Regions from separate parts of the Homo sapiens genome. Here all the other regions are linked to region 1. A link is a contact called in ENCODE Hi-C or POLR2A ChIA-PET data. All regions are on one chromosome and are shown on one strand. The core of a region is the stretch at or near the end of the contact, and the rest is flanking DNA. Distances in the headings are between cores, read along the strand shown. Region 1 holds the start of CADM1 (cell adhesion molecule 1). Region 2 overlaps CADM1 (cell adhesion molecule 1). Region 3 has its middle 52 kb from the start of LINC02698. Region 4 holds the start of CADM1-AS1 (CADM1 antisense RNA 1).

Region 1 (2,892 bases), core at 137-2,636:
CCTCCTGCATCGCCGCTCGCACCCCGCGGCCCCGTGCCACTCGGTCCCGGCGCCCGCCTGGAGCCTGCAGCAGGGGCCAGAGGACGCCGCGCGGCTGCCAAGCGCGGCGAGGTGGCGGGAAGGGAGGCTGGGTGCAGCACAGCCGGCCTCTCCGCTGAGGAAGAGCTCCGGCTCCCTTTTGTTAGCAAAAGCAAACACTGCCCTCTTCTTTCCCGACCGCGCCAACGCGCCCGGCACACGGGCAGCCACACATCGGGCTCCAGCCGAGTGCTCGGTGTCTTCAGGGAAGGCACCGGGCGTGCAGAGCCGCCCCTGGGCAAATTCCCAAGACTGCTCTTCACGCAGGGAGCGCGCGGAGGCCCGCAGGGTGCCCGCCTGGCCGCAGAGGCCGCGACGCCCCCTCCGCCACCCTCGGGCCGCCGAAAGAACGGGCAGCCGGGAAATCCCGTGTCCCCACTCGTGGCAGAGGACGCTGTGGGGCGGGCGGGCTGCGGGCTCCCGGCGCCTTCCCGCAGAGGCGGCGACAGCGGCCGCCCCCCCCGCGGGGCCGGGCCGGGGAACTTTCCCCGCCTGGAGCCGGGCCAAAAAGACCCGCAGCAGAGCCGAGGGGGCGGAGGGCTGCGAACGGCCGGAGGGAAACACGAGAGGCGTGCAGTTTGGGGACAGGGGAGAAAGGCAGAGCGCGTTGGGGGAAGGGGCAGGGGAGATCAGACAAGTCTGGGGATGTCCTGGGGACCGGGGAGAAATCACGCCGCGGGCGGCTGGGAGTCAGCCACCAGGAGGCTTCGGGGATGGAGAACTGGGGGGGCCCTCTGGAGAGGTGGGGGCGAATGGACAGCCCTGGGAGGTGGGAGGACCTGCAAGTTACGGGGAGAACGGCGAGTTTAGAAGGGTCCGGAAGGGTTGAGGTTGTCTTTGAACCATCCCCTTCCCCCATGCTTTACAGCCCCCGGGCCCCCCATTCTCACTCCACTCTGCACCCCGCGCCAAGCCGGGGAGAGAAGGTGTGGGTGCAGCCATCCCTGGGGACTCTCATTCACACTTAGCCGGGCAGGGGAGAAGGGGCTCACAGATGCCCTCAGCCCCTTCCCTCTCAGCCCTGAGTTTCCTCTCCACACTCCCTCCGCTTCGGATGTAGGAAGTGGGGGGAGGTTGTCATGGAAACGTTTCCCCCCTCTGTGGCCAAGGCTACTGGGGTGCCTTCGGAGATTTAGGGGCCAACCGGTCGGTGCCCACACCTACCTGTGGGGATCAGTGCCGCGGCGGAGAAGAGCAACAGCAGAAGCCGGAGCCGGAGCCCGGGAGGCGCCGCCGCCGCCGCTGCCGCCGCACACTGGGATCCGCTCGGCAGCACTACACTCGCCATGTCGGGCACCTGCCTCAGACTGGCGGCGTTGGCTGCCTCCGGAGCCCGAGCGGACAGCTAATGAGATGCTAATGACATGCGCTGGAGGCGGAGTCCGGGCAGACCAATCACAGCGCCGCGAGCCCAACCCGGCTCTCGGAGGGCCTCGCTCCCTCCCCCACCCCGCCCCCTGGCGCTGGCGTTCGGCGGCGCGCCCGCGCCACCTAGGGGCGGGGCCAAGGGGAGGGGCGTATGCAAATATGTTTATGTTAAAATTCGGGTTTTGCTTTCCCCGGATCAAGGAAAAAGTGTTCTCCCGGGCGCCTGGCGTGCAAGGACTCGGGCTCCAGGGGGCGGGTCTAGCTTCTTGTACACCTTTATTAGGAATGTTTATAGCAATCGCTGTATCAGACCGACGACTGGAGAATCTCCCTTAAGAGGGTCCTCTGTCCCGCACACCGAGTGCATCTGGCCTAGCGAACCAGACGTTGCAAATTTCCGTCACTCACCTTGCACCGAAGGAATAGATCTTTGGGAACGGGGGCTGTGCGGGAGTGGAGAGTAAGAAGGCAGGTCCCCGGATTGACAAAACAATCTGGGAGAAGTGCATGCGTGCTTTGCACGTCCGGCGGAGCGGGAGAGCCCGCTCAACAGCCTAGCGGTAGACTCGGGGATAGTTGGAGAAGGCAGCCGTAGAGTCGGGTTCTGAGATTTTCCAGTCGGTCTTTTTGCGGCAGAATCTCGGGAAAGGTAGATCGAGGAGGGTATGCTCAGGCTCCTCCGCTTGTCGAGGGTCTCCTCCCTGGTTTTAATATATAGGTGTGTGTTGAATATATGTGTGAAATATTTGTAATATTAGATATTTAAGATTACACAACAACGGAAAAAATTAGTCAAGGCTTCAGGTGAAGAGCGGGGGTGGTGGGAGTTGGGGAGAGGGAGTGTGGTGAAGGCAGGGTCTGCCGTGTTCCTCCTTCGGGGCTCAAACCCTCTCACTCCTCCTCTGCGCCCCCAGCCCTTCCTAAGGAAGCTGGGGACCAACAGGTGCTCCGAGCTTCCCCTGTCTCTGGGAGAGCCTCTCCTGCTAAAGCGACTTGCATCTCCGGACTCACTCTCCCTCCCCGAAATTCTCTTTGCTTTCTTTTCAGCCAGGCAGCCGGCTCTCTTGTTTGTCTGCTTTTTAATTACTTATTTTCTTCCCCTCTAGAAGATCGTGTGCGCTCTGACCCTCTGTTGCTCAAGCATCAAATTGAAGGACGAGCCATATTAAGTGTAAAGGTTTATAATAATTTAAGTATTCATAGAATGCAGAACAATAAGATGTAGGAAATACAATTTGCATAATAAATATCAATATCACAACAGCTAAAACAAACCATGACAAATTATCTGTGGCTAAATGACCAAGAGATTACTGAATGTAAATTGCTAAGTCTGAGCTATAGTCTAGAAGAGCTGCGCCAAATGACTTCCCCAGCCTTCTGTCCTCATCTTGCTATAAAATAAATAAATAATACATATCAAAAAGGAAGTCATGATCTGCCAAC
Region 2 (2,898 bases), core at 26-2,525, 83 kb before region 1:
TAACAAGGAAAGACGTGTCCACACAGGAGATCACCACACAAGCAAGGGGACAAGTTATAGCAGAAAACTTGGAATTGACTTGCTCCTGATCATTGTGAACTTCCTCCTGCTCCTCAGCTGGTTAAAAGCTGTCAGCCAAAGCTGGCATCCCGGGGTGTCACAGGTGTATTGATAATTGACTCAGTCTGTTTTGTTTACAATTTTCTGCCCAACAAATTGCATGTTTCTGCAGATGTCTAACAAATTCAGGACATTTAATTCCTCAGCTGCCACCATCCTGCTGTTTCCACCCTCCTCATCCATTGGTTACGATGGTGTCCAAAGACACATTCACCAGCATTAGAAAAGGTCATTAAAAAGCTCTTACAACCATCTGTACCCAGATGGACAGGTCTCCAGCCAAAACAGGAGAGGTTCCTACTCAAAGAGGCCCAGAGGACCTGACTACATGCAGTGCCGCAGTTGGTTTTTTAATTATTGTTTGTGGGTCCTGAATTATTTACATTTGAGCTGTAAATCTTAATGACCCATGCCGTGATCTTCTTGGCTTACTGATGATGAACAAAGCCAAGGCTGTTTCGTTCTCCTGATTCAATGCTGCTGTAGGATGAGGGCCAAAGAAAAGTGCATCTTCCTAAATCGTCTTACACTGGTTCTTGGAACAAATCATTCTTGCTTGGATCCTTGGCTAGGTCATTTGCCATACACTTACCAGTTAATTCCCTACTGCTTTCATACTCTATCATCCAGTGGAGCATTTTCTATGCAAATGACTCACTTGTGCAGGGATGTTTTTTAATGCCTTTTTCCTTGACCTTTGCATTGCATACAGAAAAAATTTAACTTAATGTTAAAACAAACTGCAATTATTTTCTACAGTGGGTCTATAACATGTTGCACATTATTCAATTTGGTGGCACCAGCTTTCAGAACAAAGGGTTTGAAGACCAGAATGCGCCCTGGCAAAGTTTGGCAAGATCTTTGAAACTAAAACCAAAAGCACAGAAACAGAGAGTCAAACGGCCTTGCTAAAACAATCTTGCCCAGAGAAATCAAAGCAAGCCAGTGTTTCAGCTAACCTTAACCAAATGAATGAGGGAAGAAATGATTCTTTTGCTTACAACTACTTGACAAGTGGGAGATGTCTCTCTTAACTACTGACCTTCAAAGCACTAGGAAAAATGAATTCTGAATTCTCGACCTGTCGCATCTCAACACAGCAGCTCAGCCACACCTTTTCACAGTAGCTGCAGTGCTTCACTACACTATTTCTGCCTGCCCTTCAGAACTCAAAGCAGACGCGCTCACCAGCGGTGCCAAACTGTTAGACTCATCAAGTTTATGAACACTGCATACAAAATGCAAACATTTTCTTCCATTTGGGCAAACATTGGCACAGGAAACTTTCTTTCCAATGTTAACAGCAGGGAGCTTAAATAAAAGTTCAGTTTCTAGAAGGGTGGGGGAGAGAAAAAGCTAATTCTAAAAATATGTCATCAGCAGCATGCCATTGCCAGAGAAAATTGTACATGTTTCTCTCAAGCACAGTTCACTCAAATGAACTTGACAGCTTTGGAGATCACTTAAAAGAAAGGAAATTTGTTGCATGAGGCCTGCCAGATATAAAAGGGATCACGTCTCAACAGATAAGACTTGATAGATTCCCATCTTAAATATTTCGGTACGATGATTACATAAACTCAAAATTAGGGCTTTGTCACAGATCCGCACACAGGCTTATGCCCTAAGGGTATGCTTCCAGCCCATTCATGGGACTTGTCCTTGAATCTAGCAATTAACTTTAAAATCTTGCTACTGTCATCAGGTCCCCAGAAAATAAATTAAAGGACATCTGAGCAAACAAGTAAAATTACGCAGCTGAACTTAAAATCAGCAGCTTGCTTCTTGTCCACAGGTGTGTCCAGGCAAGATAAACGAGTTTAACTGGGTTACAAATTACAGGTGTCAGTGCCTTCTCTCAAATCCACCAAATGCTGGAAAATGCCGCTCTCAGACAGACTATTTCCTAAAAGGGGACTATTCAGGATAGTTTTCCATTTAAACATAATACTCAAGTTGCTGAAAAAATACTGTAAAAATCAGGTGTGAATATGTTCGTTTGACCCGAAGCTGCAGCTCTCAAACATCTGATTAAAAGGAAAAACAGGCAGGCATTACAACTCCCCAGAAAGCCACAAAAATAAAAGGCTCCATCTTCAAGAAGATGATCTCCAATTACAACACTATGCTGGTTTGAAGAAATGCCTGATGCAGCGGTGAGCTGTAACATACCAATCAGAAAGCTTTCCCATCTCAACAGGGACAACATGGCCACTAAACTACCAAGTCAGTTGTAGAAGCTGAACACATCTATTTGTTATCTCATCCTCTTAGCCATAACCTACATTTCTGGATCCTGGTCTAAATTGAATAGACCCTTTTACAAGTGCAACTCTTTGGAACAGCACAGATAGTTCGCTGTGCCCTTTGAAAACATAAGAGAAAAACTATAAGCTGATCTTTAACATTAAATATTTAATGTGTTTTTAACACATCAGTCCTTTCGATTTAATTCTAGACTTGATGCACCTGTCAGGAAACTGACTGCTATGATTTTATTGAAACTGTACATTTTTCTGACACTCAGAAACGGAAGATTTTCAAGATTCTGTTTGTCAGAAAACCCCAAGCGAAGTTCAGTTTAACTGTTTTTAAAATATATACTTGGAAAACACTTTCTCCTACAACAAAAAATGAAAAGAAAGTTACTGAACACAGTAAAATATAAACCTAGAAAACGCTACGGTCTGTTTTTTTTTTTAATGTTTGTGCATTTTTAATAGAGCAAAGACAAAAGTCGAGGCCTTAGTGCCAACTGGATAAAATTTAAATGAGTTT
Region 3 (2,781 bases), core at 183-2,682, 100 kb after region 1:
AAGTGCTGGGATTAGAGGTGTGAGCCACTGTGCCCAGCCACGTGACTCATCTTTAAACTTATGTTCTACCTTAGCCTTATCCTGAGTAATAATATCTGTGAAATTAAGTGTCTTATATTAGTTATATTTATATAATACAATACACATTAATATAGCTAAACGTTAACTTTAAAATGTTCACACATATACCATGTACAATTATTTCACTTACCCTCTAATATATATATATCACACTTTAGAAGTTCTGATCTGTGTTTGGTGCTGTGGGGGAATTAGAAGTGAGTCATGTGGTCCCTGACCTCAAAGGACTCCAGCACGCATCCCATCAATCTGCAGAAGGAGAGGACAGACTGCAAAAATGGGACGAGCCTCGGGGCTGGACACAAGTGGCTGGGAAACGTCCGCAGCAGGTCTCATTCCCCGGGAGGCGAGGATGAAAATTACAGGTGACACATGGGTCAATGGCCTGTCTCCTGACTCAAGACACACAAGGAAGAGACTCTTTGAAGCCTCAGGAGCAGACACTCAATTGGATAGCGCCTGGGATTTGAAGGTCTGCCATAGAGTCCGAAGAGAGGGGGAAAACACACGCAAACCACCCAATCACAGGGACCCCTGTGGCTCCTCACCCACCCTCCACCCTCCACCTTCCACTTATTCCACTCCTCTCGATTGTCAATTAAAATAAACAGCCTTGTATTCCACGGCCTGGCTTCAATCTATCTTGGCTGGGAGGATACGCACAGATTTGTGGCAGTGCCTGAAAGTCCTTGCTCAACCTTTTTAATATCTGAACAAAGCAATCAAACCCGATAAGATCTAGCGAAGGCAAGATCAATCTTCTGTCCCCGGGATGGAAGCTTATTAGTCTGTGGCCCACATCATCAGAGTTATTGTGCCATGTTAAATTTATTGGTACTATCTCACCTCATTAAATACTTAAATAGACCTGACAGGACAGAAAAACGGGCTTTTTAATTTTTTTCCTCTCTCCAAAGGGAGCTGGTGTTTCCCATGTCCCAGTTCACCTCTGCTGCAGCTGTTGGCAAAGAAGTGAGAAAGCCTGGCCCTGCGCAGAAGGTTCGGGCCGGCTGCGTGGCGGCTCCCAGGGTCCTCCTGACTCTGACCTGCCTTGGGCCAGAAGTGAAGAAAGCACCTTGGAGTGTGTGTCCATGAGAAGGAGGTGAAGAAGAGGCAGAGGGCAACCATGGCATTTATTCTCTTTGCCAAGTTACCCAAATCTGTGTGACTTTTTACATTTTCTAAGAGAAACCTCATCAGTCATTTAGCCAGGACAATTGCCAGAAATAAAGGTCGGGCTCACTGAGGAGAGAGGAAATAGGGAGTGTGTAGGGGAGTGTGGAAGTGGAGTGGGGGCGAGCTCACAGCAGCTCCCGTCCATCCCCCAGCACTGGGGCTTGTGGTCTTTATTTAGCAGATAGCCCTGGTATCCAGGGTTGGATTCCAGCCAAGGCCAGGATTTCCCCAGATTCTGAGCTAGAGAACTTGGCAGGCTGGTGAAGCCTTGCAGAGAGCCACTAGCCTGAAGGTTTCAAACAAATTACAAATGATGAGAGGTGGGAGTCAAAGAACGCGGATGTTGCTTGGTCCTATTTCTTTCCCCAGACCCCCTCATGACCATCCCCCAATTTTGTGTGTGTGTGTGTGTGTGTGTGTGTGTGTGTGTGTGTGTGTTCAGAGGGCAGAGTGCAAATTCAGGAACTCGAGAAACTTTGCAACCTAGAAAATATTCCTTAAACAGTTTCATCAGAAGTTGATTATTTTTTTTCTCATTTATCAAGCCAATTTTCTTCTCAGCCAAGGTGATTTGGGACACAGCCTCCCTGCATCCCCTTCCTCTCCTTATATCTCTACCTGCAGAGAAGGTCTCTTTTCTCCAGCTGTTTCCCTCTCCCAGCCGAGGTCCTCGTTTGCACCTTGTTAATAAGGTGGGCAAAGGGCCAGGAAGCAGCTCTTGGGTGCCTTCCGTTCCTAATGTCCTAAATGGCCATGACACTGTGCTTAATTTCCGTCTTAGTGCAATGGCTGGCGGGACATCAGCGGGCTGAGACCCGGGTCCTGTGACAGTATCTTCAACCGTGGCCATCAGCCTCCCTGTAATTAGAAGCCACGTGGAGCCCGCTGTCCTGCAGTGCCAGAGCTCCGTGGACTTATGTAACTGTCCCCCTGTTCAGAGCACAGGCTCTTTACAAGCTCTGAGTCTCCCAGCGTTAAAACAGCTATAATCCTTTGCCCACCCTGGGAGGGAAAGCAGGCCATGACCAGATGGGTTATCTATGTGATCAGCTTAGAATAGTGTGGGGCACGTAAAACCCTGCGCTTGTGCAGAAAACCTAGATGGTTGACATTTACCAACTGGGGAGCGTCACTCTTTATCTTTTTTGGAGTGTTCCATAGTAGACTTAGGGAAGTGAGACGGTCAGAAGCCCTGGGTGGGGACTTCTGTTGCTTTCAGTGCACATCAAAAAATGTTAAGTAGGGAGCAAAATGGAATGTTAAGCATTGTGGTTGAGCTATGTTGGTAATGAAAGACTGCCAATCATGACAAGGGTTTTGGGAGAATTGGAAGTCTGCCTGAACATGTGGATATAAAGACCCAGTTTGGTTTGAACCAAAGGGGGGTTTGGATGGTGGGTGGGGGAGGGTGGAGGAGGTGATTAATTACTGCCTGGGTGGCAGTATTTCTTCATTTAGAAGTTGCAGCCTCAATTATCTTTAATTACTTCCCTGGTGGCCTTAAATCCAGGGTGAATCCAGAAT
Region 4 (3,183 bases), core at 326-2,825, 110 kb before region 1:
AATCTTTGGGGGTGACAGCAGGCATTCAGGATTTCTTGATGCTCTCCAAGTTTGGGAATCATTGACGTAAAGTACAGAAAACAAACAAATTCTTCTACCTTCTTTCAGATTTCTCATTGGGATTATCCCAGAGAACTGAAGGGGGAGAAAAAGATAAAGGGAAAAGGAAAGAGTTGGGAAAAAATTACTAAACCAATGCATTAATCTACATCTGCTTTTTAAAGCAAATCATTTACACACATACTCACTGCTGTTTCTGAAGCTGGCTCAACAAAATGCTGAAAAAAAATCATTATAGAGGTACATGGCATATTATGCTGACATGAGTTTCTACAGCAGAGCCCCAGTCCTTTAAGAAGGATTTGGGTGAGAGAGCAGAAGACAGATTATTCTCATAAACACAAAAAAAGGTATGCAGATTCCAAGGTGACTACCACAGCTTTCTAGTGACAAATCGCCAGCAATCGGAGATGTTTGAAATGTGAACTTGCTTAACCTTGCCTACTTTAATGGTTTATTTTAATAAGGGGAAGGATATTAAAACTCTCTATTAAGTTCAAACATGGAAGAAGAGGGCAAGAAAAAAATCCTAAACCCTGTAATTCCAACTTTTTTTAAAAAAGACTCACTGTAGCTAATTTCCTAATTTTACATATTATTTAAACATAGTCCAAAAGATTTTAGTTGCTACATAGCATTTTATTCTCCTTCTGTCCCGTATTTCTTTTTTAAAGAAATGATTTAAGGTACATGCATTCCATTTGTACCATTGGTTCATGACATTCAAAGAGTTCATCATGCACACAGGATCACCTGTGTACTTAGCTTAACTCTGTAGAAATCTCTCATCCCTAGGAAAGAACCTAGATTATTTTTATGCCATCCAAATGGGAGACTGTCCCAGATACCAGATGATGAAGGGGCCCCTGAGGGACCATAATGCTAACGTGCTATGAGCACTACAAAATTTGACTTCAAAGATGCCTCTCAGTTTGGCAGGGCCTCCACATATGTCTGTGAATAATAAAGATGTGGTTGTCATTGGTGGTGGAAGCAAAGGGCGCGTGTCCTTGTGAATGTGACCACATTAGATTTAAGATAGAAGAAAGTCCTTTACAAGAAAACCAGAAAAAATGGTGTATCAATTTATGTGCTACAGACATGGTTGTGCTTCATTACTGTAGCATAGGATTAAAAACATAAATCTTGACCACTCTTCAGAGAGCCAGGGTTGAGCTACATAACATTTTTTCCTTAGTGCTGGCTTTTTGGCATTTTGGTCATTTCAACAATATTCGTTGGCCAACCTTCAACAAGTCACCACTTAACTAACTTTATTTATTTATTTATTTTTAGGAGCACATAAAGGTGAAGGGAATACTTCTTTTCCAAAACAGATATGCTGGAGATTAACTTTAGAGTTGTTCTATTTCATCCTAAATTTTCCACTGCTTCTGTCCTGCAGTGAAGTCACAATACATCTGTGACAGAATAACTCCCATGGCAACAGGCTGACATCATAAACACCAGATTAAGACTTGGCTGCAAAGCCAAAGGAGATGATGGGCTGGGAAGGAAGAGGCTATAATTCAAACAAATCTCTGCCATAATAGCTATGGGAATACTAAACATTACTGGCCAAGTAAATTGCTTTCTGTATAAGCGTTCTCTTTTTTTTTTTTGAAGTTTGCCCCAGTGTGAAAGTCTCTCTGTAAGTCAAAACCTTAGCATTATTTTAATGTACTGTGCTGTATTTAATAATCTTATGCTTCAGACATTAGTCTGTTACCATGGGAATGACAGCAGCATAAATACAGGATTATGGCTATCAAGCAGGAGAAAAGAAATTATGAATAAGCCTCGTTATGTTCAATAATTAGCAGCTACATGGAAAAAAACAAAACCATGAATTTAGGTTGATGCATTTATCTCAGTGTTTGAATACAACTCTGAGTGTGTTATTGCTTTAAAATGAGATTCTAACAAACTGCCAAAAACTTCTTGACTAGCAGTTGTTACTCAGTGCTATAATTTAAAAATTCATCCTGTCCATCTCTTTTTTCTCCTATTTATATTCTTCCCCAGCAGAAGATTGGTAACTAATGGGTAATACACAACATTCCAAGATAGATTCTGGTATCTTGAGCCAACATATCAGGAGAATGGTACAGAAAAACTGAACATTACCAGCCCCTCTACCTTAGCTAACTGCAAAATGAACAACTTCCAAGGACTTGCTGCTACTCTCCCACAAAATGAAAAGTCTATGTATCAAGATGTAGAATAGTACAGCTAAGCACAAGGCTCCTCCCCAGTCAAAGAGGAGCAGAGAGTGAAGATCACTATCAGTAAAAGCGCTGGCCTAGAGTTCCATCACTAAACTGATATGTAACCCAAGGCAGGTCTTCTTTCTTTGAGTTTCAGTCTCATCATCTTTGAAGTGAGAATAACAGAGCATAAAAGTCAAACTTGAACCAACACATGATCTGTATAGCTCATTTTTTTATTCTCAATGACAATAGAGACATTGTACTCTATCAGTTACGTTAATGACTAGGAAGTGTACCATACAGTTGGAACTCTTAACAGGCATGCACCCCTTTGCTAATTGTAGAACAGATTAACAAAATGGTGGATAAAAATTTTGAGACTAGCAAAGATGGTTAAAACAATACCTCCCTAAACCCAGAGACTACATCCAAATATTGAAGAAAGTACTGCAGCAATGCCACAGCATCAAGTCTTCCCTGAATATTTGGGGAAATGGGCACATCGCCATACTTTTGGCATCCTATGGAATCACTCACCCTCTCTACAAGAGTATCATTACTCATTTTCCCATCCAAATCAGATGACAAGAACGAAATCTTAATCTACTCATAAACCAGTAAACACTTGACTAAGATCAACAGCTCCTTGGTACTTTCAAATTTCCTTAATCCCCTCTTCCGTGAGGTTTCTGCATTCAATGGCAGTGGCACAACACATCATTGGGGGAAAGTAATTTTAGAACGTGCCATCCAAATTAACTGGTCGTGAATAGGCTCTGATTAAAATATAAAAGGCTTTTAAAATAATTTAAAATGATTCACTGGAACTAATTTGGAGATATTTTAATCTCTGAATGTGCAATGAACTGTAGTCTCCCTTGGCCCCAGCATCTCCTTAGAGAGGAACATTTCT

What was found. A loop is a pair of places that touch in the nucleus more often than their neighbours do. ChIA-PET counts read pairs that join two places held with the same protein, here RNA polymerase II (POLR2A). Pooled maps may share reads with other maps.
Region 2: a map of OCI-LY7 shows a loop between it and region 1 (4-fold over the local background). The contact joins the enhancer-like site here to the promoter of CADM1 in region 1. A Hi-C loop is called at or near these places in 2 of 168 maps with a recorded cell type or tissue (HepG2 and OCI-LY7), 2 of 37 single-sample maps with no recorded cell type and 2 of 50 pooled maps. POLR2A ChIA-PET finds 5 or more read pairs at or near these places in 4 of 52 experiments (AG04449, AG04450, Caco-2 and 1 more).
Region 3: a loop to region 1 is called in a map of heart right ventricle, with 2.2 times the contacts of the local background. The contact joins the enhancer-like site here to the promoter of CADM1 in region 1. A Hi-C loop is called at or near these places in 6 of 168 maps with a recorded cell type or tissue (CD14-positive monocyte, Right ventricle myocardium inferior, heart left ventricle and 2 more) and 7 of 50 pooled maps.
Region 4: a map of dorsolateral prefrontal cortex shows a loop between it and region 1 (4-fold over the local background). The contact joins the promoter of CADM1-AS1 here to the promoter of CADM1 in region 1. A Hi-C loop is called at or near these places in 4 of 168 maps with a recorded cell type or tissue (HepG2, OCI-LY7, dorsolateral prefrontal cortex and 1 more), 6 of 37 single-sample maps with no recorded cell type and 7 of 50 pooled maps. POLR2A ChIA-PET finds 5 or more read pairs at or near these places in 5 of 52 experiments (H1, HEK293T, HepG2 and 2 more).

Annotation. Positions count from the first base shown.
Region 1 is chr11:115,503,029-115,505,920 of GRCh38, forward strand. CADM1 (cell adhesion molecule 1) reads right to left here and starts at 1,387. Exons shown (of 12, transcript NM_001301043.2): 1 at 1,243-1,387. The coding sequence starts at 1,366. RefSeq lists a silencer at 1,413-1,572.
Region 2 is chr11:115,420,221-115,423,118 of GRCh38, forward strand. All of the region lies in intron 1 of CADM1 (cell adhesion molecule 1), which reads right to left. Among named protein-coding and RNA genes, the nearest start is that of CADM1-AS1, 25 kb to the left of the region's middle. Within about 2 kb of position 1,276, at least 2 of the 41 ENCODE cell types and tissues checked have a DNase peak (open chromatin) inside an H3K27ac peak, as active enhancers do; they include OCI-LY7, where a contact is called at or near this core.
Region 3 is chr11:115,605,604-115,608,384 of GRCh38, forward strand. No RefSeq gene overlaps it. Among named protein-coding and RNA genes, the nearest start is that of LINC02698, 52 kb to the right of the region's middle. Within about 2 kb of position 1,433, at least 2 of the 41 ENCODE cell types and tissues checked have a DNase peak (open chromatin) inside an H3K27ac peak, as active enhancers do; they include heart right ventricle, where a contact is called at or near this core.
Region 4 is chr11:115,395,181-115,398,363 of GRCh38, forward strand. It overlaps CADM1-AS1 (CADM1 antisense RNA 1), which reads left to right and starts at 1,576. Exons shown (of 2, transcript NR_135103.1): 1 at 1,576-1,711; 2 at 2,086-2,478. All of the region lies in intron 1 of CADM1 (cell adhesion molecule 1), which reads right to left.